Regions from separate parts of the Homo sapiens genome. Here all the other regions are linked to region 1. Evidence: chromatin contacts called from ENCODE Hi-C or POLR2A ChIA-PET data. All regions are on one chromosome and are shown on one strand. Each heading gives the region's core, a stretch centred on a gene start or an enhancer-like site at or near the end of the contact. The rest is flanking DNA. Distances are from core to core; before and after follow the strand shown.

Region 1 (6,539 bases), core at 25-2,524:
TTACGTGTGAAATATATTAACTGCAAATAAAAGCTACAGGCAAAGAAAATGATATAAGAAATTAGAAAACTGGAGAAAAGACTGCATTATAATGCGATCAGAAAAGGTTTGAGTACAAAGGAGGCTCTCTGCAGTGCTTAGCAAAGCCAGGATTTAAAGCAGTAGAGAGCTGGGAGAAGGCAGGGGGCATTCAAGGTGGCATACTTTTAGAAGGAAACGGCAAGAGATGAAAAAAGACCATGAATGTGCGGGAACAAGCGTCTAAAGGAGCAGCTTCTATAAAACAGAGGGGTACCTGGGAATCACATACAGTGCCTGCAGACACTACCTTGGCCCAGGGACAATGCTTATGAAAAATATGGAAGGATGCAAAGCCACCCTAAAGAATCTGACTGAAGTCTCAGGAATACCAGAAAGCTCAAGAATCATCCATGTCTATTTTTTTAAACTGATAAACTTTTTTCAAACAAAATCTTTCCCCAAATCATACGCAAATGAAAATGGGACAATACAAAGGTGCTGCAGCAGGAGTGAGCGAGGGGTGCCCGGAAGCCCTCGGCAGCCACCCCTCTGCCCCAAGCCATTTGAGAAGCAGAACTAAGGTTGAAAACTATGTATCTCTTCCCATTGCCCTTTTTGGGCCTGAATATGCTCAGAACATCTTCTCCAAGCATTTGTCTGATGCACACTTGGTAGAGATGATGGATCCCCTCGCCTGATGAGATGGCCCGTGCTGGCTTTTCTTGGGTGAAGGTGAAATGTGTCTCCTAGCACAAATAGGATGGAGTTCCTACACTTGGGCCATAAAGAACGCATCTAGGCAGGGCACTGTGGTGGTTCATGGACTGTAATCCCAGCACTTTGGGAGGCTGAGGTGGGAGGATCGCTTAAGTCCAGGAGTTTGAGACCAGCCTGGGCAACATGGCAAAACCCCATCACTACTAAAAATACAAAGACTAGCTGGTCATGGTGGTGCACACCTGTAATCTCAGCTACTCGAGAGGCTGAGGCAGGAGGATATCTTGAGCCCAGAATTAGAGGTTGCAGTGAGCTTTGATTGAGCCTTTGTACTCCAGCCTGGGTGACACAGTGAGACCCTGCGTCAAGGAAAAAAAAAAAGAACATATCTAATGGTCCCCCCTCTACATGATATAACCTCAAAAAGTTGGTAATACCTGTGAGACTCCTTTCTTCAGGTTAACATATGGGCAGTTTCACTAACCATTTGTCTCGTCTGTAGACAACTGAAGTTAGAGAGGGGAACCATATATCCACCCAACAGAGAAATGAAACTAGTGGTTAGCTGGCAGGCTATGCCGGTGATGGGAACTGTTGTTATGTATGTAGGCAGAGGTGAAACTTTAACGTCATGAGCGAACATGGACTCTAAGACAAAGAGTGTCGACAGTGAACACACAGACCAGAGGGCTTAGCACTGAGGTTGGAACTGATCTAGAAAGAAGAGGAACCAGGAAGGAAACAATCCCAGATGAATCAAACAGGGAGGAAGAATCTCAGGCACTGAAGCTAGAGGAAGGAAGGGAGAGTTTCAAGAAGATGAGAATGGGCAGCTTTGCCGAGCGTAACCGAGAGGGTGAGGACAACCAAGGCAGAGGTGCCACCAAAAAGGGGAGCCCTGTAGAGAGGTAAATTGTTGTTCATGCAAATATTAAAATAAGCATGGAACAACATAGATGGCATATACTGGTAACATTTAAATAAGCCTGGAATGGAAAAACAGAATAAAATACTACCAAAAGAGAGTTACTAGGTCAAGGGGAGGATTTTCCAAGGTGAAAACAGAAGAGTTCACTGTTGAAGACAGAGAAGAAGAAAAGAATAAGAGAAGAGAACATGGCTGGGACAAAGCCCCAGGTAGGGTAGAAAGGATGGGCTAATATCATTTGACCCCGCAATCTCATTACTGGGTATATACCCAGAGGATTATAAATCATGCTGCTTTAAAGACACATGCACACGTATGTTTATTGCGGCACTATTCACAATAGCAAAGACTTGGAACCAAGCCAAATGTCCAACAATGATAGACTGGATTAAGAAAATGTGGCACATATACACCATGGAATACTATGCAGCCATAAAAAATGATGAGTTCATGTCCTTTGGATCCATTCTCAGCAAACTATCGCAGGGACAGAAAACCAAACACTGCATGTTCTCACTCATAGGTGGGAATTGAACAATGAGAACACATGGACACAGGAAGGGGAACATCACACACCGGGGCCTCTTGTGGGGTAAGGGAAGGGGGGAGGGATAGCATTAGGCGATATACCTAATGTTAAATGACGAGTTAATGGGTGCAGCACACTAACAAGGCACATGTATACATATGTAACTAACCCGCACGTTGTGCACATGTACCCTAAAACTTAAAGTATAAAAAAAAAAAAAAAAAAACACCTATGTGGAGCATTGGGGGTTGGGATAAGCTGAAAGCACTGGAAACAAATTGGGACCACCTCTTCCCTTCTCTGCTAGCAGTAGAAAAAGCAAAACAAAACAGGAAGGCAGGAGATAAAGGCATCAGGTAGTCTGTGATGCCATGCAAATATGTAGGCCGAGAAGTTCTAGGCAAAGACAGAAGTGGTAGCTTTCTGGTCTGTGTCTTCCTTGAAAAGCAAGGCCTGAGGGGGCAGGGCAGAGACAAGAAATACTGGAGGCTTGAAGAGTTTATGCAGGGAACAGAAAAGCTGCTGCTCAGAAATGGTGAGTGGCCAAGATGGAAAAAAAAAATCACAGAGTACTAGGGAGCCAGTGAATATTCCATAGCACAAATTGGCTATGTGTCCAATTAGGACACCTCTTTATTACCAGAGGATGCCTCCCACTTGTCTTTTAATTTTTTCTCCTTCCTAAACATTGAAAAAGTTAGGCAGAGAAAGAATGAGAACAGAGGGCAAATGTTCACAATGGAAGTGCAGGTGAAAAGGAAAACCAGAGTACCTAATTTTCTAATCTAGCTAATAATGGCTGCTTTTATTGAGGAATCACTCTAAGCTATGCAACATGCTACACTCTTTTCACATGATTTCTTTAATCTTCACAAGGACCATCAAAGTAGCAAATTATTATCCCAAAGAAACTGAGGCTCAAGGCTAACTGAGCCTTTCACAGAAAGCAGGGCTCCAGGACTGCTATGGTCTGAATGTTTGTGTCTCCCCAAAATTCATCTGTTTGAAACCTGGCCCCCATGGTGGTGGTATAAAAACATGCTTGACAGAGCCTGTTTGCCCCTTTTGCCTGTGGGGAAACATACAAGGCACCATTTATGAGGAACAAGCCCTCATCACACACCACATCCACTGGTGCCTTGATCTTGGACTTCCCAGCCTCCAGAACTGTGAACAATAAATTTCTGTTGTTCATAAATTTCCCAGTTTAAGGTACTTTGTTATAGCAGCTGAAGGAACTAAAACAAGTGCTCACATCCAGGTTTAAATGTCCTTGGAGCCCACTGCCTCTTACTAGATGCTGCTTATTGAAGTGTTTGGGATTCCAGACTCTTGACCGAGAAACAAATACATTATTCAGGACATAATAGGTTAACAAGAACAGTGCATGCAGGAGCCTTGATATATCCAGACAACAAGCATCCTCATCCTCAAGCGGCTCCCCGGGCTTGAAACTCAACAATACATTGTGAAGGCGAGAGCAGGAGTCAGGAACCAGTGAGTTGATAATTCTTTTGAGACCTTCCTGTGATACAGCAAAGTCCATGTCTAAGAAGCTCCTGGGGATTTTTCCTGCTGAGTGGAAACACAGAATTTTCTCCTAAATATTTAGAAAGAAGATAAACAAGTCCATCATGGGCAGACGTCCCTCTGAAAACTCCAGGCACTGATGGAGGGTGGCTGAGCAGAATTGAGCACCTGATAAGATAATCACTACTCAGGAAGCACCGCCTCCCAGTTATTCATTCATGAAATATCTTTTCATTTTAAGGACTGTTCACCAGGCAAGGAGAAACAACACTCAAAGACAGGCAGTTCCCAGTCTAATGACTGCTTCTCAAACTGTGGAAGCCCTTGGATTAGATTCATCTGGTGCTTATCACAGATGCAGATGAAAAGCCCTGCCCCTGGCCAGCAGAATCACAATCTCTGCAGCTGGGGCTGCATTTTGCACAAGCTGGTATATGCATTTTGTACAAGCTCCCTGGATGCTTCTTGTACACAGTCAAGGTTGAGGACCACTGGGTTCAGTTGATAGACAAGGACAATACAATGTGATAAGTGGAGGGGCACCCAAAATTTTGGGAGACAATAGAGCAGCAGTGCTTAACCCAACTTTTGGAAACGGCTTTTAGTGAAATAGCAGCTATCCAGGCTAAAAAGAAGCAAAGAGCTTTCTAAATGAAGCTAACATGCTATGGGAGAGAGGCAGGTTATGTGATCTTTACTGAACAAGGTAGAAGATTAGGAGAAAACCCAAGTAATAATCATTTCTTCTACTCTTCATTGCATGTGAAAACATACTTCTAATTCTTGTGCCAACTTCTGATTCAATCAAGAAACAACATCTGACAGCAACACTTCCATAAGTCTCATTGTAATTCCAGCAACTGCAGGGCAATTAGGAACTGGGTTCCTAATTGCCCGTCTAGGTTTCCATATGTGATTAATAGGAGGCCTATAATTTAACCAACTGTTTACACTTGTCATCTGTAAAACCAGAATAATTATCAAGAATTAGGCAATGCAACACCATGTACCTCTTGATATGATGAGCCAAAAAGGACACATCATTTCTCTACATTTCTGCCAAAAATACAAAACTCGAATCTGATCAGCAGGATATGTGAGAGAACCCCAAACTGAAGACTTTTCCTAAAATAGCTGTCCTGTACTCTACAAAAATGTCAAGGTCACAAAAGATAAAGACTGAGAAATTTCTAAAGATCAATGGAGATCAAAGAGACCTGACAATAAACATAGTACATGATCCTGGACAGGATATTACACCAGAGAGAAAATAGCTATAGAGGATCTTATTGGGACAACTGATGGAATTTGAATATGGATTACGAACTGTGAATTTGACGATAGCATTATACCAGTATTCAATTTATTTCTGGTTTTATAAATGTACTGTGATTATTATGTAAGAGAATGGCTACAATCTTAGGGACATACACACTGAGTGTTCAGGGGTGAAGGGGGATGGTGCTTCCAGGGCTCCATCAAATGGTTCAGAAAAAGTAGGTACAGAGTTCTTTGTACTATCCTGGCAATTTTTGTGTGTTTAAAATTGTATCAACATAAAATTACTTGTCAAAGCTATCAGGCCATGAAAAACAAGGAAAGACTGAGAAATTGTCCAAAACGGAAGGAGACTGAGGAAACGTGACAATTCGTATCCCTGGATTGGATCCTCGAACAGAATAAGGACATTAGTGGAAAATCCGGTGAAATCCAAATAAAGTTGGTAGTTATGTTAATGTGATGTACCAATGTCAATTTCTTAGTTTTGACTAATGTACCAAGATTAAGATATTAACATAAGGGGAAACTGGAAATAGGGTATAAATGTAAGCATATACAATCTTTGTAATTTTCTGTAAATCTAAAATTATTCCAAAATAAGCAGATAATTTAAAAATATATATATTAAAACACACACATAGCAAAGGCCATCTCCAAAGGCAGAGAACACTACACTAACCTCACAGGTAAGGAGGAGGACTGTCTATCAAGAGCTGCTGTCTTAAAGCAGAGGTTCCCAAACTGCACTGACCATGGCAGAATCAAAATTAAATAGTTTACCAGAACCACTAAATTAGAGTCTCTTGGGATGGGACCACTGAAAATAGTTATTTCGAATAAGTGCCTGGGTAATTCTGATTAGTACTCGGGCTTGGGCACCAGGTATCCAGCTCAGCACGTCTCAGATTGAACTACACACAGGGATACCCTGGAGATCTTGTTAAAATGCAGACTTGGGTCAGGAGGTCTGGAATAAGACCAGAGATTCTGCATTTCTAATGTGCTTTCGGGTGATGCCCAAGCATGTGGTCCAAAGCTCCACAGATTGAGAAGGGCAATGCAACAAGACAGAGGGCCCCAGTGCATGCCACTGCGGGGCATTCAGGACCTCTCTACACGTGTGTGAGACCAACTTCCATCTCACTGAAGCCACTGGTCTCTTAGGCTGTGGCCAAACCTAATCCAAACTACATTTAGTCTGCACCGAGTATCTCCAAACATTTTCTTAAGGTAAATTTTAACTAGCATCTCAAACCACATATGAAAGCAGATAAGCATCTGTTGCCTGACTCAAATATATCCGAAACTATTAGGCATCTCTACTTTTCTCTGTTTGTATAGGTTCCTTCTTGAGTCAGTAGAAAACTACCTCAGAGAGCAGTTAAAATGACAATGATGTGTGGTCTGATAACAGCTTTTTTGACAAAAATCCCAAAAATTTACCCTTTCTTACATTTGAGTTTAAGTTCAATTAATTCTGAGCTGACCCGTATAATTCATTTTAATGATTCCTTTGGATTCGCACAATTCCAT
Region 2 (6,336 bases), core at 417-2,916, 500 kb after region 1:
AATTTCTTAATTCACATCTACCAGAGATGTGAGTACCCAATGCTTAAAGAACTATGGTTCCATGACTAACAAGAAGTGATTCACTGAGCCCAACAAGCAATCTAATCTAATTGCCTCTAAGTGTTGTTTAGTAGGGGTAACTTTGGCTATTTTAATGAAATGTGAATTTTTAGAAATTATAGACAACAAAACAAATGTGTGTTCAGCAATTCCTGCCTACAGGAGTTCACACTCACTTAAGGAAGGCAAGGCACGTGCAGTTGAAACAACTAGCGAAAAAACAATTCTAAATAAACTAGCGTTGTATACCGATATAATTAAGTGCTAAAGTGTGCAGTTCAATCAGATAATATAAGATTTGGAAAAGAAAGGTGATAAAGTATGCCCCCAGACAAAATGGACTCCCTGTGGCTAACTGAGGAGCTCAAAGTTAAAACAGAACTAGGTGTCCATAGCTGGGTGACAGAATGGTCACATGTTCTGCGCTCTCAGAAAGATGTTGTAAAAGTATCAAAGGACCTCCCATTCTACAATCAAGCTGAACCAGCTCCTGTTCTGTTGTTGGGCTACAAGATAAACTGCTGCAAAAAGCACAGCACCTGCCCACACCTCCCAGTGCCGCAAGCCCCAGGCCCCATTGGCCATTTGAAAGAAACATCTGACAGGGACTGCTGGTTTGGGGCTTGGGAAGCAACCAGAGATCACCTCCCCTAGCCAATTAAGGCTCAGCTGTTTGGGCCAATCAGAACTCAGCTCTGTCAGCCAGTCAAAACCAAACAAGACTCAACCCTTTGTTTGCATAAATAGACCTGGTTGGGAACCTGGGTGGGGACTTTTCCTATAAAACCCCAGGCATGCCATCCCTTCATTCTCTGGAATGGACCTTCATTTTACACAGCGGCCTGCATGTCTGCCTGATTTGCAAACAGTTCTCTGGAATAAAATCTCTTTCCTCCAGATTCTTTTTCAGAGAGCTTTTGTTCACAAAGGGGATAAAAAGATTAAGCTAAGATGAAAATCAGAAAAAAAAAAATAGAATCACTGCAATAATAAGGCTCATTATTTCCAAGATTTTTATGTATCCTGGTCTGAGTATGTCCGTCCTTAAAGCATATGAACTGAAAAGAATAGGAATTGGATTTATGGGTTTTGATCCATTTAAAATATCAGTATTACAAAGTTTTCTAGTGAAGTTAAACGAATGCCCGCAAGTAATTTTTTTACAGAAACCCAGTTGAGAAGGGCTGCAAGAATTAAGAGTATTTTGAAAATATACCAGAGTAAGCAAAAATTGCAACATATGATGGTTAAAAAAAAAAGCTCAGTAGTATATCATATTAAAGATTTATATATTAAATATAACAGAATTTAGAAATTATTTATGTGTATGGGACACTGTTTTTATCATTTTTTCACGTAGAGTTGTCACCATCATTCATTGTGAAGAACAGTATATTTAATATTCATAGGAACATAGTATAAACATTCTTCTATGTAATATTAAATTCACAACAAATGGAGTATTTCTTGGGTTACATGGGAAAAAAAATAGCAGAATCTTGCTGAGCCTCCCCAGACAGATTCTATCACCAGGACAGCTCTTTAAGTTCCCAGATGCGGGTGCCTCCCTTCCTTGGCAGAATGCCTGGTGGACTTGGCAGCTGCCTTCTCAGCCCTTATCACAGCTGAGGCTTCCTGGGGAGTCACGCTTCTCCTCTTCCACCCACTGTGGGCGTGGGGTGCCACCCCACGGCTTCTCCTGGTAGCTCTGATGCTGCCACTGCAGTGACCCTGGCACCATCTGGTCCCTGGATGTACTTGCTGACACTGCCATCATCATCACCTGCACCTCTGCCCCAAGACAAGGTTGAGGATATTTTTCCCAGACCAGTTTCCCCAGTTGGGGATGTTTGTCCTAGGCCTAGATGCCATTCTAGAATCAGGAACTTAATCAAATCATAGATCTTCACTTGAAGAAAGCATAATGTCGATGGCCATGAACCAGCAATTTTTCTTCCTTTCTCTCATCTCCCTACTCCTTTTTAGGGCTATTCTGCCCAGCCTCATTTCCCCGTTCTGGATGGCAGATCCATCTTCTAGAAATAACTTTCAAGATGGAACTATAATCCAGGTCTTTGGTTGTAATCGAGGTCTTCTGGGAGTTCCGTTTTGGGATCCAGACTTATATCAAATCCTACATTTGCTTCTGGGGAAAGTTAAAATTTTGATATACAAGAGAATTAAAAAAATACTGTGCCATCAGAGATTAAAATGCTAATGGAAAGTAATTCAGGAGAGAAGAAAAATTGATTATGCTAATAAAAATAATATCAATTTGGTTGAAAATGCAAAATACAGTTTAGGTCCTCAGGGGCCATGGTAGAGAGTGTGGTAGGATTAATGAGAGAAGGAGTGGGGTAGTCCCTGCTTTGTGCGGGGTCTAGTCTTGAGGGGTTATTCTTGCTGTTCATGGTTGATGTGTGACGACACCTCCATACTTGTGTTGGAATCCTAGGGATTTCTGGGCATCGGCTCCCACTTCTAAAGACAGGGACTCTCCTGTGTCGGAGCTTTTGGGGTTCTGCTGAGAAAGGGGGAGGCTGAGTAGCACGAACTATCATGATTGATTAGTAACGTCTGCTACAAAAGTGGGAGGGTGGGGGACGGCTCATATGGCAAATATTTATCACCTTACCCCATAACATGCTTTCTGGCTGTATTGTCAGGCTGCTAGGAAATGCTTTCCACTCGGAACTGAGACCTAAAACTGGAAACTAGGCTGCAGGACCACCTGGGTACGTGTGAATTACAGAGGTTCATGCATTTCCAAATGGGGGTGTCATTTTAGAACTGGGGCGTAAGATGATGAGCAACAGAAAAGACAACGCCGAGCCCCCGGGTATGAGCTCAGAACTCTTTACATGTTTGATGCTCCAAATGGTCTAGGGCAGGGGGGCTTCAGAGCCTTGGCAGCAGAACGTGGTCGCGTAGATGTTTATCTGATTTTCTGTTGCGCTGCTGCTCAACCGCCACTACGGAAGTGCACACTGCCACCTTATGGACGTCTTGAGAAGTTACACTTACACGTTATTAATTATATTAAATAAAATTCAAATGTAATAAATAATGTCAGGGGTAGTTTTTATAAACATTTGCAATGAAAATTCATATGAGGACTTCAGACAGAATATATTCAAATGAAGAGTTGATTTCGATTTCACTGATGAAATTAAATAACAGGATTAAGATGAAATTCTCAGCTATTTTAGCATTTTAGTGTTTTTCTGCTACTGAGTTGTGGGAATTCCTTATATGTTTCGGCTTGTCATAAATATGGTTGACAAATATTTTATCTGATTTTATACGTTTTTTCACTCTATTGATTATTTCCTTGGTTGTACAGAAACTTTTTAATTTTATGTAGTCCCACTTGTCTATTTTTTACTTTTGTTGACTGTGCTTTTGGTGTTGTATTCAAGAAATCACTGCCAAGATCATTATCATGAAGCTTTCTCCCTATGATTTCTTCTAGAAGTTTTATAGTTGGGGTATTACATTTATTTATTTATTTAAAGACAAGATATTGTTCTGTCACTCAGCTGCAGTGCAGTGGCACAATCAAAGCTCACTGCAGCCCCAACCTCCTGGGCTCAAGTGATCCTCCCATCTCAGCCTCCCAAGTAACTGCAGGTAACTACAAGTGTGCACTACCACACCAGGCTATTTTTTGTGGAGACAGGGTTTCTCTGTGTTTCCTGGGCTGATTTCGAACTCTTGAACTCAAGTGATCCTTCCACCTTGCCCTCCTAAAGTGCTGGGATTACAGGTGTGAGCCTCCAACCCTGGCCAGGTCTTACATGTAAGTCATTAATCTATTTTGAGTTGAATGTTGTGTGTGGTGTAATATACACATGTGAATATCCAGTTTTCCTAACATTTGTTGAAGAAACTACTGTGTATTCTTAGCATCTTTGTCAAAGATCAATTAATCATATGTGTGTGTGTTTATTTCTGCACTCTCCATTCTATTCCATTGATTTATGTGTTTATCTTTAAGCCAATACAATACAGTTTTAATTGCAGTAGCTTTGTAATATATTTTGAAATCAGGAACTATGATGCCTCCAGCTTTCTTTTTTTTTCTAGAGATTGTTTTGGTTCTTCTGGATCTTTTATAGTTTAATATGAATCTTAGGATTGTTTTTACTATGTCCGTAAAAAATGCCATTGGGATTTTGATAGAAATTGCATTTAAACTGCAGATCACTTTGAAGAATATGATTATTTCAACAATATTAAGTCTTCCAATCCATGAACATGGGATTTTGTGAATATTCTTGTATGGTTTTAGCCTAATTAGAATGTTTCTAATGTTTTGATTTTACATACAATGTTAGCTGTAAGTTTCAGACGGAATTATTTCTCAACTCTTAGTTTGTTCAGAGCTTTCTAAAATTATTATTAATGAAAGTTAATCATTTTTGGCATAGACTTGGTTTTTAACTTTGATTAAGTCCAGTTATTACTTTTAAAATTTTATGATGACTCTTTGTGTTCTAAGAAATATTTGATTACCATCCCAAGATTGTAAAAATATTCTATACTTTTGGAAAAGCTTTATAGTTGTAAACTTTTATGTGTAAGTCTGTGATCCATCTGAACTACATTGCATATTTTATGAAGGTGAAGGTTCATTATTTTCCATATGGAGTTTAAATTTTTCCAGCATCATTTATTTGAAAGAATTTCCTTTCCCTGTTGAACTACCTTGATGTCTTTGGAGAAAATAAATTGACAGTATGTGTGGGACTCTTTCTGAACTCTGTATTTTTTTCATTGATCTATACATGGCATTACCACACCATTTTAATTGCTGTAGTTTAATAGTAAAGTGCACGTTTTCTACCTTTTTTCTTTCTGACTCTTCTGGGTACTTGACATTTCCAAATCAATTTTAGAATCAGATTGTCAAGTGCAACAAAAAATGGTTGGGATTTTTATTATGATTGCATTGAATCTATAGAATAATTTCGATTAAAAGTGACATCTTGGGCCGGGTGCAGTGGCTCGCACCTGTAATCCCAGCACTTCGGGAGGCCAAGGTGGGCAGATCACAAGGTCAAGAGTTCAAGACCAGCCTGGCCAACATAGTGAAACCCCACCACTGCTAAAAATACAAAAAAAAAAAAAAAAATAGCCGGGCATGGTGGCAGGTGCCTGTAGTCCCAGCTACATGGAAGGCTGAGGCAGGAGATTCGTTTGAACCTGGGAGGTGGAGGTTGCAGTGAGCCAAGATCGCATTGCACCACTGCACTGCAGCCTGGGTGACACAGCGAGACTCTGTCTCAAATAAACCAAAAAAAGTGACATCTTAACAATTAGTCTTCTAATTAATGAATATGATACACTTTTTTGGTTTCTTTAATTTTTTTCAGCAATACTTTGTTGTTTTCAGCAATAAGATATATTTCTCTTTTTAAATTTATGACATATTTTTATCTTCTTTGATGGTATTGTAAATTTTAAAGTTAATTTTATTTTCCAAACCTTCGATGCTAGTTTATGGTATACAATCAATTTTTTATATTTACCTTGTATTTTGCAACTTTGCTTAATCATCTATTAGTTCTAGTAGGTTGATTTTTCCCCAAGATTCCTTAGGATACAAAATCGTGCCTTTGCCTGTATGTATATATTTTTTTCAATCTTTATACCTATTATTTATATTCCCCTTGTATTGCACTAGCTAGCACTTCAATATAACATTTAGTAGAATTGGGGGAAGCAGACATTCTTGACTTGTTAAAGGTATTATGGGAAAGTTTTTAATAATTGACCATTACATATAATGTTAGCCAGAGGTGTTTTATAGATACACTATATCAAATTGGAGCAGTTTGCTAAGAGATTCTGTGTGTGTGTTTATCACGAATGAATATAAAGCTTATCACATTATTTTCTTCATTTATTTATATCATGATATAGTTTTTCTCTTGTATTATGCTAATATGGTGAATAAATGCTTCATTTTCAAGCTTGCATTGATAGATAAACCTCATTTGGTCATGACACGTGATCTTTTTCATGTATTATTAGAATCAGTCTGTTAATATGTTACATATATTTACATCTATGTTCATGAGGTATATTGGTCGATAAGGGTTATGCTGGCCTGGAAGCAGACACATGTCAGGATATATTCCTCTTTCTCTATTTTGTAAAATAGTTCATATAGTATTAAATTATTTTTCTTATTTGGGCATAAAATTTCCTTTATACAAATATTTTAATTATATACTCAGTTTAAGTAACAGATACATGGTAATTCAGTTTCTT
Region 3 (6,141 bases), core at 1,453-3,952, 390 kb before region 1:
TGTTTCCAATTATGTATTACATTCTTTGGATAAATTCCATCACTTCTTATCCAGATTGGCTCTAAAAGAATAAATTGATTTCTGAAATTTCAGCTAAATAAAAAACATGTAGAATAAAAGCCTAGTGCTCGAATCAATCACCTTCACTTACTATAAGGTATATTCAGAAGTCACAGATTTGCTTTTTATATAGTGTTTGGTATTTGCATTATCTACGACAATGTGCCTTTCTGCTAGCACAGGTGTCAAGAGCTGAGAACACTAACTTTGGAATTCCTTAGATCAGTGTTTTTCAGAGTAAGCTCTGGGTTACACAGGTTCCACGATGTGTTGGGTGGGGCAGAAGAAAGAAAGGGAGTATGAGATAAAGGAAAGGATTCTATGATGTAATGTTTTGAGAAACTCCATCTCTTATCTACAAACATATTAACATCTACAAGTTAAATCTGTTCACCTTCTTAAACCTAGCATTTCACAAACATTTGGTCATGTGAGGCCTTTTATCTCCTAGCATAACACCTATGAATTTCTCAGTTCCCTTTAGAAATTGTCACTTTGAGCATTTGACATGGCATTGCTAAAGGGCCATTAGAATAGAATGCCAAACCTAATAATTTGGATCTCTAGGAAGAAGTTCCATGGCTTCAGTCTTGTGACCAGTCCTGGGCAAATGGCCAAACATGTACTTTCAAAGGATTGAACTCATCTTCTCCATTTGGAAGATACTGCATTCACTCTACAAAACATCCTGAGAGGGGGGCCTCATTCCTCTGGTTTCACAGATGAGCAAACTGATGCTCAGAGATGTAAATCAATTTGCCTCAGATCACACACCTGGGAAGTGGCAGGACTTGAATTCTGCTTCCTAAGCCTTTCTGCTTACTCCACCCCAGGTGCCTTGGATTTGAAATCGTGTTAGTAAGCTAGCATCACCTTAGCTTCGTGCTGAATGATTTCCAGGGAGCAAGAGTTTTAGAGGTAGAGGTTAACATTAATTTGTAATTTACATAAAACCAATGGACTATACAATCATCATTTCACCAATGGCTATACACAGACAATTTTTTTCAAGGTACAATAGTCCAAAGCACTCCCCTGTCAGTCCAGACCTCCAGGTAGCTGCTTCACAACCTGGCGGATGTGGATCAAAGAATAGTAAAGGCCACTGGGAGGCACCCAACCCTGACTCACTAAGGAGGCATCCCCCTCTCTGCCATATCTAGAACGTCTTTCCTCTTCTATCAGGAAGCGCAGCTGCACATTACTTACTTCTAAGATCCCTCAGCTATATCTAGAAAAACAAAATGATTTACCAGAGCATGTCAACAATGCTTAAAATAGAAATATAAAGTAATTACAAGTGACAACCCTCAAATTGTAGTGAGGCTTAAAAGCAACATTTTCTCTGTCTCAGGAGACAGGTGGGTGCTGCCACCCTCTGAGGAGGCTTATGACATGGATGGGGATTTCAGGAGGGAAATGAAGAGGACGTTTTCTTTGGCGTAGACAACAGATTATCTTTAGTCACATAAAAACCATAGATTTGCATGGAGAGGGAATAAATCTGGACAAATGGCATAGTTTACCTTTAAGAAAGCACTTGCTTTGATGGTGGGTTCACTGTGTTCTGGCTTGAAGGAATGATAACATGAGATCATACACAGCTTTGCATGCTAATTAGATTTAGTGCCCTAGCCAGGAAATTTTTTAGGCTCTGTAAAAAATCTACACTTATAATGAACACTTCCCAAGAAAATGAATACACAGTACAGAAAGGCCTTTCTCAGTAACTGATAAGATGCTCGCAGGAAAGAGAAGAAAAGATGTCCAAGGATCTGGAAGGAAAAAGGCAGTCCTGACAGCACGCCACTGACAGCTTCCAGAATTCTCATGCAGCAAAAATCACCATGACCAGCCACCTTCAGATCATGGTCACGGCAGGCTGGCATGTGGGACAGTTCAGTGTGACACAGACTACCTGCGGAACCTGGGTCCTACCTCAGAGGTGCTCATGGTGAGGGCTACTGCCTCATTCCCTTTGAGCTCCAGTTCCCACATCTGTACACTGGGGACAACGCTGGCCACTGCAGCGGGTCGAGGTGGGTGAACATGCAAATGAGCAGGCGACACATTCATTAAAGTCCTTCCACTGTGTACGTTCAGTATCCCTTATCTACTATGGTTATGCAGTTCTGTGACTGTCAACAATACCTTTTCTTTTATGCGTAAAAAATTCAGAGTAACACGGTGTTTATATAAATCCAGTCTTCCCTTTCCCCTACCTTTTGTAAGCTCTGCCTCAGCTAAGCTGCCACACTCATCCTAACAAAAGGGCCACTGGCCTCTCCTTGTCTCTGTGCTCTCTGTTGGCATTTTAGATCTTCAGTCATGAGAGGCTCTTTGTTCAACTGCTTGATCACCAATTTCATTCATAGACAATTTGATTGGAGTTTTGGGGGATAAGGACTGTCCTGTTCCTATTTCTATCCCCAGAATCTGGCATAGAACCATGTACAACTGCTACGTAAGAAAGTTTGAATGAATGAGTAACTGGAATATTTAATGCTTCGAATAAGTGAAGTGTATTATATGCCTCTAAATAGTTCATTCACTCCTTACTCAAGAAACATGTATATTACTTTTAGTTTTCAGAACGCTTTGCACTTTTGTTTTCAATTGCAGAACATATTTTCATAACAAAAAGGAAATGAAACCTTAACCCCAGTTCTGAATAACAACACTCATCTTTTTCCTCGAGAGCTCCCTTCCTGGCTTTCCATGAAAGTCATGCTAACTTCTGCTCTGAGGGTGGATATACACTAGACAGGGTCTGCACAATCCTTTAGGAAAATCACAACAATAGGGCTGGTTTCACATTTAAAAAATGATCAGGAAACATAAAAATGATCAAGAAAAGAACAGGGAGAGTAAGAGAGCAAGATGGAGGTGGGGAGTACCACAGGTGGGGCATCTCTGCTCAATGCCACCTGGTATTGCCACAAGAACACATGCAGCTCTTATGTGCTTCACAGTGATCTTAGAACGTTACATAGATTAACTATTCCTCATGGCAACTTTCCCTATTTTAAACATAAGGACATGAACATAGAAAGGCTAAGTAATTTGCTGCAGATGACTCAGCTAGTAAATGTCAGAGCAGGAATCTGAACTTGGCAATGTGGCTCCAGAATCCCTGCTTGCCACCTGACACTAGGCTGCTTCTTGGGCACGACAATCCTGAGAATCCAATTATCACCATCTGTATTTTTAAAATGGAGAAGTTGAGATTCAAAGAGACTCAAACTTGACCAAAGTCCACCAGCTCACACGAAGGAGTGCACGATTCAAACTAAAGTCTGCTTGATTTCAAAGCCCACATGATTTTCACTCTACTCCTGGGACCTCCCGTATAATATTTTCTATCCTTCTCACAGGCTTAGCAAAAGATGATTCATTATTTTCTCTGCTGAGCATCTTGCTAAGTTCTACTGGTGAATATCAAGCTGTAATTTTACTCATGAAGCATGTCACTGGTCTCTTCCCCAATGAGGAGATCAGTTTCTCTGATGACCGGAGCTCCTTGAAGTCAACGGGACTTCACAGACATTGATTTGTTGCCTGCTGGAAGCCAGTTGTATAGAAAGTAATTGGGAAGCACAATGGAGTGGATGTAGCCCAGCCTAGGAAGTGTTCCCAGCCCTTAGTGAAAACATAGGCCCTCATACATGGAGACAAGATTTGGGAGAAAAGGCCCAAAGCTCTAAAACACTAGTACACCTTCTTAATGTAGAATTAGAGCTAGAAGGGGCTGCCCCACCAGAAAAGCAAAGGAGCCTATGCTAGCAGTGACTGGTTGCCTTGAAGTGGGAATAAAGGGTCCTGAATTCACTCTGCGAACCCAGGGCAATAGCAAGTGTATTTGCTGTCCTTTCCAACGCCTGCTGACTCACGGCAGCTTTGCTCTACTCTCCGGGGATAAGGCTAAAGAAAACGCCACAAGTTTGCTCTGGGTGTGGTACCATCATTACTTCATTATTCACAGGTGATTTCCTATTCCAGTTCTCAACATTGTTTTCTTCCTAATTTTCAATTATGATTGTTTAATTGCACAAGGTCCATTATTGTCATACATTTTCTCAAAGCCTTTGTAGGATATAAAATAAGTTTTTAAGTTACTATTGCTATCTTAGGTACCTTCTAGAATCCTCTGACTCACTTTTATATGGTTTCTTCCTTTTCTACTTTCACAAGGGTTTTGAAAGGGCTTACAATACAAATGCACTAAGTCAATGAGCCTAAGGAAAGAAGTTGGAGCAGAAAATAAACATTAGGGAGGGAAGGAGGGAGGTACAGGCATACCCCAAACCGGAGCCCAGCCTCAGTGACGGGCATTTAACTTAGCACGAAGCTTTCCGGGAATCCCTAGAACGATCATTTAGAATGTCATTACCTCAATCAGCTTTATTAGAGTTATGGGCTCTTAGTTGCATAGTTGAAAAATAAGAATGCCTCTGTTTTTCCAATAGTGGCTCACTGTGTTTCCCTTAGCTCCCTGGATGGGGTTAAATCGGGCAAATTTCCCCAGTGAGATGACTTGCTGTGGCTCCATACCCCTCACATTCCCCTTAAGTCAGAGTCCATGCCTGCTAACATAATAGCCTGACATACTGCCCAGAGTCCTTGACGGTACTATTTTTAGCAACAGGGCCATGTGGCACACAGTCTAGAGTGACTGTATCTCACTCCATCCAATTTTCTTTTCAACTGGACCAACTTTAATTAAAAGGGGCGAACACATCCCCAGATCAGACAGATTCCCACTTTGGACTGTAGAACCCAAGGAAGTGACATTTTTAAGAAACTCCTTTGGAATCCTGGAATGAAAGGCATCGGAGGTAGGTTATTGAAATGACTGATCTCCACCTGTCCCTGCCTCTCCTGCCAAAGGAGGATGGGACGTGGACAGTCTGCAGGCACAGCAGAGGTAGCCTGAGCTGGGAACAGGAACAGCAAAGCTGACAGCTGTGCTTTTCTGCACCAAGCACCCTGGGAAAAATCAACACTTGGGCAGCCCTGCTGCCATCTGTGGCGTTTCTGCAGCAGACAGGTTATTTATAGAAACTTGTTTGTGCAAAGCCAATATTTACCTGTCGGGGCTGTCAAAATTTACATTTCATCTGTGCCATTAGCCTGCTGTTTCCCTGTCAATAAAGGAAATTTCCATCACTAGAAAGGGAGACTGGGGGCAGCTATGAGGACTACAGTCCCCTCCCAGTAAGTGAGAGAATGAGTGGTATTCATGGTTACAGGGTAAGTGCATCTGTTGCCCAAGTGGCCACTGGACCCTCATGCTATGCTATGAAGACAAAGAGTTGTCAAGACCCAAAACTGGAATTCTCCCAACTGCTTCTTTGTAATTTAATCTTCAAAGCCACCCTTAGTTAAAATGAGAATGGCATGTTCCGCAACCACCTCTGTGTTTGTGTTGCTCCGTGCCTTCCAAAGGACTATTGTTATCTGTGGTAAGGATGAGGGGTTGGGGGCTCTCCCTAAAAACCCACTTTCTTCTAAAACCATCAAGATCCTCCATTTTTCACTGAAAATAGTCATCTCTTCTACTTCTCTGATTATCCTCTTCAGTCTTTTGGGAGTTCATCTTCTCCTGCCTGTCTCTTAAATGCAGATGCACAGTCCTGGTCCCTTCTTCTCTTCTCACTCCCCACCTTCTTCCTCGGTGAGATCATCTATTCAAATGACTTAACAGTTTTATCTAATTCTTGTGACTCCAATTTCTCCAGCCCATCTCACTCACCTTTCCTCTATAGGCTCTTCAGCAAAATTTAAAAATAATCACAATGAATTAATTTATTTTTTAATTGTCAATTTATCTTTTTGTTATTTTTTAAAAATTATTTTAGATTTGGGGGTACACGTGCAGGTTTGCTACATGGATATACTGCACAATGCTGAGGTTTGGACTTCTATTGAACCCGTCACCCAAATAGTGAGCACAGTACCCAATAGGTAGTTTTTCCAACCTTGCCCTGCTCCCTCTCTGCTTTGGGAGTCCCCAGTGTCTACTGTTTCCACTCTTATGTCCCTGTGTACCCAATGTTTAGCTCTCACTTATAAGGGTGAACA
Region 4 (6,089 bases), core at 799-3,298, 450 kb after region 1:
CACTTCTCATTTGAAATCTCATGTCTCAATGGAAGAAAGGTCTATTGTACCATTGCTGGGAAATCTCCGTTTTGTGGTTTCTCCTCAGGCTACCTCTCTGGGTTCTGTTTCTTCCCTGTAAAATACTTTAGCAACAGAACCCAGAGAGTCAGCCTGAGTGGAAAGCACTGAAATGCCCTGGCTCTGAGATTCTCAGTTTATCCTCCTTTCTTAACCAGCTCTGCCACCCAACGTGACCATCTCAAATCCACTACAGCTGGAGGGTTCTCCAAATTCCAAAGATGGCCTTTTTAGGGCACTGTGTATCTTAACACTTTGGAAGCATCCCAGAGCATGGATACATTCAATCAAGAGTGAGACAGAGTGAGACATGCACATACGCAGAGAAGGAAAGATGAATAAAGAGAGATACTTTATGAATGTAGGTGCCTAGTGTGAAGAGCCTACACACTACTCCTAGTTTCTAGGTTGGCTAAGACTCTGGGATTTTTTAGATCAAACAGGGCACCAAGCCTGGCATCTCAAGTTTTTGGCTAATGACTTTTGAGTGTAAACAGGTTTGGAAATTGGCAGTTGCAGATTTTGTTACCACTTTCCTAAAAATACTTCAGAGTGGCAATTTAAGGACTCTAGAGAAGAAAAGTGACCTCCACCCATTCTTTCAGGAGCAGAGATTGCCCAGCAATGGCCATTTCAAATGGCACTTCCATGGAAAAGGAGAAGTGAGCAAGTTGGTGGCATCTCCAGCAGCATTTGCTTTGGACTTGCCTCAGCCGAGGACAGATTGACTTTGTCTTCTGAAAATGAAATTAGGCTAATCATTTATGTTAATGTTTTAATTTAACAGTTTAGAGGGGGAAAATAATTATGTTTAAAGAATTTTAATTCTCTAGGATTTAAAAATAAACTTCTACTTAAAGGTTAAGTTCCAACTCAAAAATAAGATTCCAGATAGCAAAAAGAAGGTGGAAAATGAAGCCATAGATAGTTAATGTGTCTGCCAGAGACTATCTCAAATTCCTTGCCATGTGTACATCATGGGGCAGTGGAAATAAAGACTTGGAACACAAACCCTGGTTTTCATCTTTATCTTCTCCCTAAGTAGCCCTGTGGCCTTGTGGTAAATTCCTAAACTCCGAATTGGGGTGGCTTCATCTCTTAAATAAGAGAATTATATTATTCTGGAGTAAATTATTTCTGAGCTCTCGTATTAAGGAATTGTTAGTTTTCTTTAAAATCTTGGCACTACCCAAGAAAAAAGTGCTGAATTCTGAGTATAGTAAGAAAATATATGAAACACCTGCATTCTTCTAGCTGTGTTGCAAATGCAATATGTACAGATTTTAGTACTTTGAAATCGTAATATCATCAATGTGAACAATTAAAGTTTGTGTTGGTCATAGTTCCAAATTGTAGCTGATTTTTATTTTTATACTCCACTCTTGGTCACATCTAACTTATTTCTTAGTTTGTCCTTTGTTAGACAAGCAATCCCTAAATATAGCACGGTTTCTATGGGAACATACATTCTCCTGAAGATTCCAGGAACACGTTTTATCTGAAAAATAAGGAACTGTCAGATAATACGTCCAAATTCAGGACTATAACCCAGGTTTTATATTTTTGAATTAATTTCATTTAAGTAGAGTTGTTTAAAATTAGTTGAAAAATTGGTTTCATGTGAAATTTTCCAGCTGAGTTGAATTGGTACATATTTGATTTTGATAATAAGAATTAAAATCTTATCTTTTATTGAGAGCTTTTTTTGAAATAATTAAGCATATGGCTCCATAACATTTGGATTCTGTTGTTTTACATCTCTGTGGCCACAAGCACTGTTGGATGATTGTGGAGCAGATGGCACAGGTGGGGACAATACTTACTCTTTTCCAAAGCAAATGAGAACTTTATCAGTTGTTACCTAAACGTAGGCCATAACGCACTTGCATTATGCATTTTTGTCCTTTTGAATTCCTGTAGCTGAGCAATAATATGATTTGGTGCTGAGTTTTCCTGTAACTGCTAGTTCCTTCCATCTTTAGGGTGTAGTCACCCAATACTTCCTCAAAAGTATGCCTTGATGTCTTAGCACAGCTACAGATGACTGTGAAGTTAGGGCAGAAAGTGAGAAGGTTGACATATGAAAATTAAAAACTTTTGAGGAAAACAACCCTCATTGTTGAAGTTACATCACCAGAGGATTGGACTTCAAAGAAAACCATATGTCCAAATGGCAGTTGATGAGAGAAGGGACCTTTGAAAATGGAAAATTATAGTTATAAATATTGGACGCTTACTGCTGAGAATACAAAAGTCTCACAGGAAGTCATGCCACAGGTCGTTTTCATTCTGAATGTGAAACATTTGGGGCAATACATAAAAGTACAATGAGAAACAGCATTGAAAAATACCTTTTAAGTGTTTCATTTTAATAAGAAATATTTCTGAAAATAAGACATTGAGAGTGAAAATGAAGCATTTACTTATGAGAATATTCTCGAATGTGTTTCACCACTAACTGTAGAGATAAACATTCCTTTGTGGCTGGGATGGCTCATCTGGGCTCTTCATTTTCACTGTTCCTCCTTGTGAGCCTTCAGTCTAAAGCTATTCTCTCGCTTCCTCATTTTTCACATGGTTTTAAAGACTGTTGAGGTTAGCGAAGTCTTGGTTCCAGTAAACTGCTCTCATTGCCTGCCCTGATCATGATTAGCAAATGACTATGGTAAATTATATCCTTATAAAAGATAATATTAGGAGTAATATTCCCCTGAAATACTATGAAAAATATCACACGGTGTACATCCACTGTGATATTAGGAGTAAATTCCCCCTAGGATATTATGAATAATATCACAGGGTATAATATCACACCCACTGTGATATTAGGAGCAATATCCCCATAAGATATTCCAAATAATGTCACAGGATGTACACAACAGGTGTACATCCACTATGATATTAGGAGTAATATCCCCATAAGATATTACAAATAATGTCACATGGTGTACAAACCGAGTGTACACCCACTGGAATATTAGGAGTAATATTCCCCTAATATATTACGAATAATGACACAGGGTGTACAACATTGGTGATATTAGGAGTAATATCTCACTAAGATATTACAAATAATATCACAAGGTGTACACCCACTGTGATATTAGGAGTAATAAGCAACTAATACATTACAAATAATATCACAGGGCATACACACAAGTTGTACACAAACTGTATTATTAGGAATAATATCCCCCTAAGATATTATGAATAATAACACAGGGTGTACACCCACTTTAATATTAGGAGTAACATCCTTCTAAGATATTATGAATGATTTCACAGAGTGTGCACCCACTGTGATATTAGGAGTAATATCTCCCTAAGATATTATGAATAATATTACAGGGTGTACACACCGTGAGGTATTCGTAGTAATGTCCCCCTAAGATATTACGAATAATATGACAGGGTGTACATCCACTGTGATATTAGGAAGAACATTCCCCAAAGATATTAAGAATAATATAACAGGGTGTACCTCCACTGTGATATTATAAAAAATATCTTCCTAAGATATTATGAATAATATCACCAGATATACACGCTGGTGTACATTTACTGTGATATTAGGAGTAATAGCCTTCTAAGATATTATGAATAATACCAACGGGTGTACACACCAGGTGTACACCCACTGTGATATTAGGAGTAATGTCCCTTAAGATATTAGGAATAATATCAAAAGGTATACACACACTGTGATATTAGGAGGAATATCCCCCTAAGATATTACAAATAATATCACCTGGTGTAAACCCACTGTAATATTAGGAGGAATACCCTTCTAAGATATTACGAATAACATCACCAGGTGTACACCAACTGTGATATTAGGAGGAATATACTCCCAAAATATTAGAAATAATATCACAGGGTGTACACCCGCTGTGATACCAGGAATATCCCCCTAAGGTATTACGAATAATATCACTGAGTGTACAGCCACTGTGATATTAGAAGGAATATCCCCCGAAGATATTATGAATAATATCACAGGATGTATACCCACTGTGATATTAGGAAGAATATCCTCCAAAGATATTAGGAATAATATCATAGAGTGTACACCCTCTGTGATGTTAGGAAAAATATCCCCCTAAGATATTACAAATAATATCACAGGGTGTACACCCATTGTGATATTAGGAGGAATATTTTCCTAAGATATTATGAATAATATTACAGGGTGTAAACCCATTGTGATATTAGGAGGAATATCTCCCTAAGATATTAAGAATAATATCACAGGCTGTATAGTCGTTGTGATATTAGGAGGAATATTCCTGTAAGATATTATGAGTAATATCACAAGGTGTACACACATTGTGATATTAGGAAAATATTCCCCTAAGATAATAAGAATAATATCACAGAGTGTACACCCACTGTTATATTAGAAGGAATATCCTCCTAAGATATTACAAATAATACACAGAGTGTACACTCACTGTGATATTAGGAGGAATATCCTTCTAACATATTATGAATAATATCACAGGGTGTACACCCACTCTAATATTAGGAGGAATATCCTCCTATGATATTACGAATAATATCACAGTGTGTACAACCGCTGTGATATTAGTAGAAATATCCCTTTCAGATATTACTTATAATTTCACAGATTGTACACACACTGTGATATTAGAAGAAATATCTCCCAAAATATTACAAATAATACTGCAGCATGTACACCGCAGGTGTACACACACTGTGATATTAGGAGTAATTTCCCCCTAAGATATTAGAAATAATATCACTGGGTGTACACCCACTGTGATATTAGGTGTATTATCCATCTGAGATATTATGAATAATATCACCGGCTGTACACCCAGTATGATATTAGGAGTAATATCCTTCTGAGATATTAAGAATAATATCACCGTGTGTATACACGCTTCTATATTAAAAGTAAAATCCCCCTGATATATTACAAATACTATCACTGGGTGTACACCCACTGTGATATTAGGAGCACTATCCTCCTGATATTATAAATTACTTTTAATACCACTGTACACCCACTGTGGTATTAGGAGTAATATCCCTGTAAGATATTACGAATAATATGAGCAGGTGTACATTCACTGCGATATCAGGAGAAATAGCCTCCTGATATACTACGAATAATATCACCAGGTATACATCCACTGTGATATTAGGAAAAATATCCCCCTAAGATAATACGAATAGTATCACAGGGTGTACACCCACAGTGATATTAGGAGGAATATCCCCCTAAGATATTACGAATAATATCACAGGGTGTATGTACATTCACAGTGATATTAGGAGGAATATCTTCCTAAGATATTCCGAATAATATCTCAGGGGGTACGCTCACTGTAATATTAGGAGAAATATTCCCTGAAGATGTTATGAATAATAACACAAGGTTTACACCCACTGTGGTATTATAAGGAATATCCATCTAAGATATTACAAATAATATCACCAGGTGTAAACACCAGGTGTACACCCACTGTGATATAACCGGGGGTACACCCACTGTGATGTTAAGAGTAATATCCCCTGAGATATTACTCCTAATATCACCGGGAGTATACACCCACTTTGATATTAGAAGTAATATTTTTCAAATATATTACTCCTAATATCACTGGGTGTACGCATCGGGTGAATATTCACTGTGATATTAGGAGTAATGCCACTCTAAGATATTGTGAATAATATCACTGGTTGTACACACTGGGTGGGTACAAATATCTTTCTAAGATACTACTCCTAATATCAGGGTGTACCAGTTGTACACCCACTGTGATATTAAAAGTAATATTTCCCTAAGATATTATGAATATCATCACTGAGTGTACACCCACTGTGATATTAGGATTAATAGCCCCCTAAGGCATTACAAATAATATCACCGGGTGTACACACTGGTCGTACACCTACTGAGATATTAGGAGTAATACCCCCTAAGATATTACAAATAATATCATAGGTTGTCCACACACTGTGATATTAGGAGGAATATTCCTCTAAGATATTTTGAAAACCAT

Evidence for each region. Hi-C counts contacts between places; a loop is a spot of excess contacts on that map. ChIA-PET counts read pairs that join two places held with the same protein, here RNA polymerase II (POLR2A). Pooled maps may share reads with other maps.
Region 2: a loop to region 1 is called in a map with no recorded cell type, with 3 times the contacts of the local background. The contact joins two enhancer-like sites. A Hi-C loop is called at or near these places in 1 of 168 maps with a recorded cell type or tissue (GM12878), 4 of 37 single-sample maps with no recorded cell type and 3 of 50 pooled maps.
Region 3: a loop to region 1 is called in a map with no recorded cell type, with 4 times the contacts of the local background. The contact joins two enhancer-like sites. A Hi-C loop is called at or near these places in 1 of 168 maps with a recorded cell type or tissue (GM12878), 23 of 37 single-sample maps with no recorded cell type and 5 of 50 pooled maps.
Region 4: a map with no recorded cell type shows a loop between it and region 1 (10-fold over the local background). The contact joins two enhancer-like sites. A Hi-C loop is called at or near these places in 15 of 37 single-sample maps with no recorded cell type and 6 of 50 pooled maps. POLR2A ChIA-PET finds 5 or more read pairs at or near these places in 1 of 52 experiments (activated B cell).

What each region holds. Positions count from the first base shown.
Region 1 is chr7:37,335,122-37,341,660 of GRCh38, forward strand. All of the region lies in intron 2 of ELMO1 (engulfment and cell motility 1), which reads right to left. Among named protein-coding and RNA genes, the nearest start is that of ELMO1, 110 kb to the right of the region's middle. Within about 2 kb of position 1,275, at least 7 of the 41 ENCODE cell types and tissues checked have a DNase peak (open chromatin) inside an H3K27ac peak, as active enhancers do; they include GM12878, where a contact is called at or near this core.
Region 2 is chr7:37,830,690-37,837,025 of GRCh38, forward strand. No RefSeq gene overlaps it. Among named protein-coding and RNA genes, the nearest start is that of NME8, 15 kb to the right of the region's middle. RefSeq lists an enhancer at 1,800-1,899. Within about 2 kb of position 1,667, at least 2 of the 41 ENCODE cell types and tissues checked have a DNase peak (open chromatin) inside an H3K27ac peak, as active enhancers do.
Region 3 is chr7:36,941,074-36,947,214 of GRCh38, forward strand. All of the region lies in intron 16 of ELMO1 (engulfment and cell motility 1), which reads right to left. Among named protein-coding and RNA genes, the nearest start is that of MIR1200, 25 kb to the left of the region's middle. RefSeq lists an enhancer at 1,958-2,027. Within about 2 kb of position 2,703, at least 3 of the 41 ENCODE cell types and tissues checked have a DNase peak (open chromatin) inside an H3K27ac peak, as active enhancers do; they include GM12878, where a contact is called at or near this core.
Region 4 is chr7:37,784,808-37,790,896 of GRCh38, forward strand. No RefSeq gene overlaps it. Among named protein-coding and RNA genes, the nearest start is that of NME8, 61 kb to the right of the region's middle. Within about 2 kb of position 2,049, at least 3 of the 41 ENCODE cell types and tissues checked have a DNase peak (open chromatin) inside an H3K27ac peak, as active enhancers do.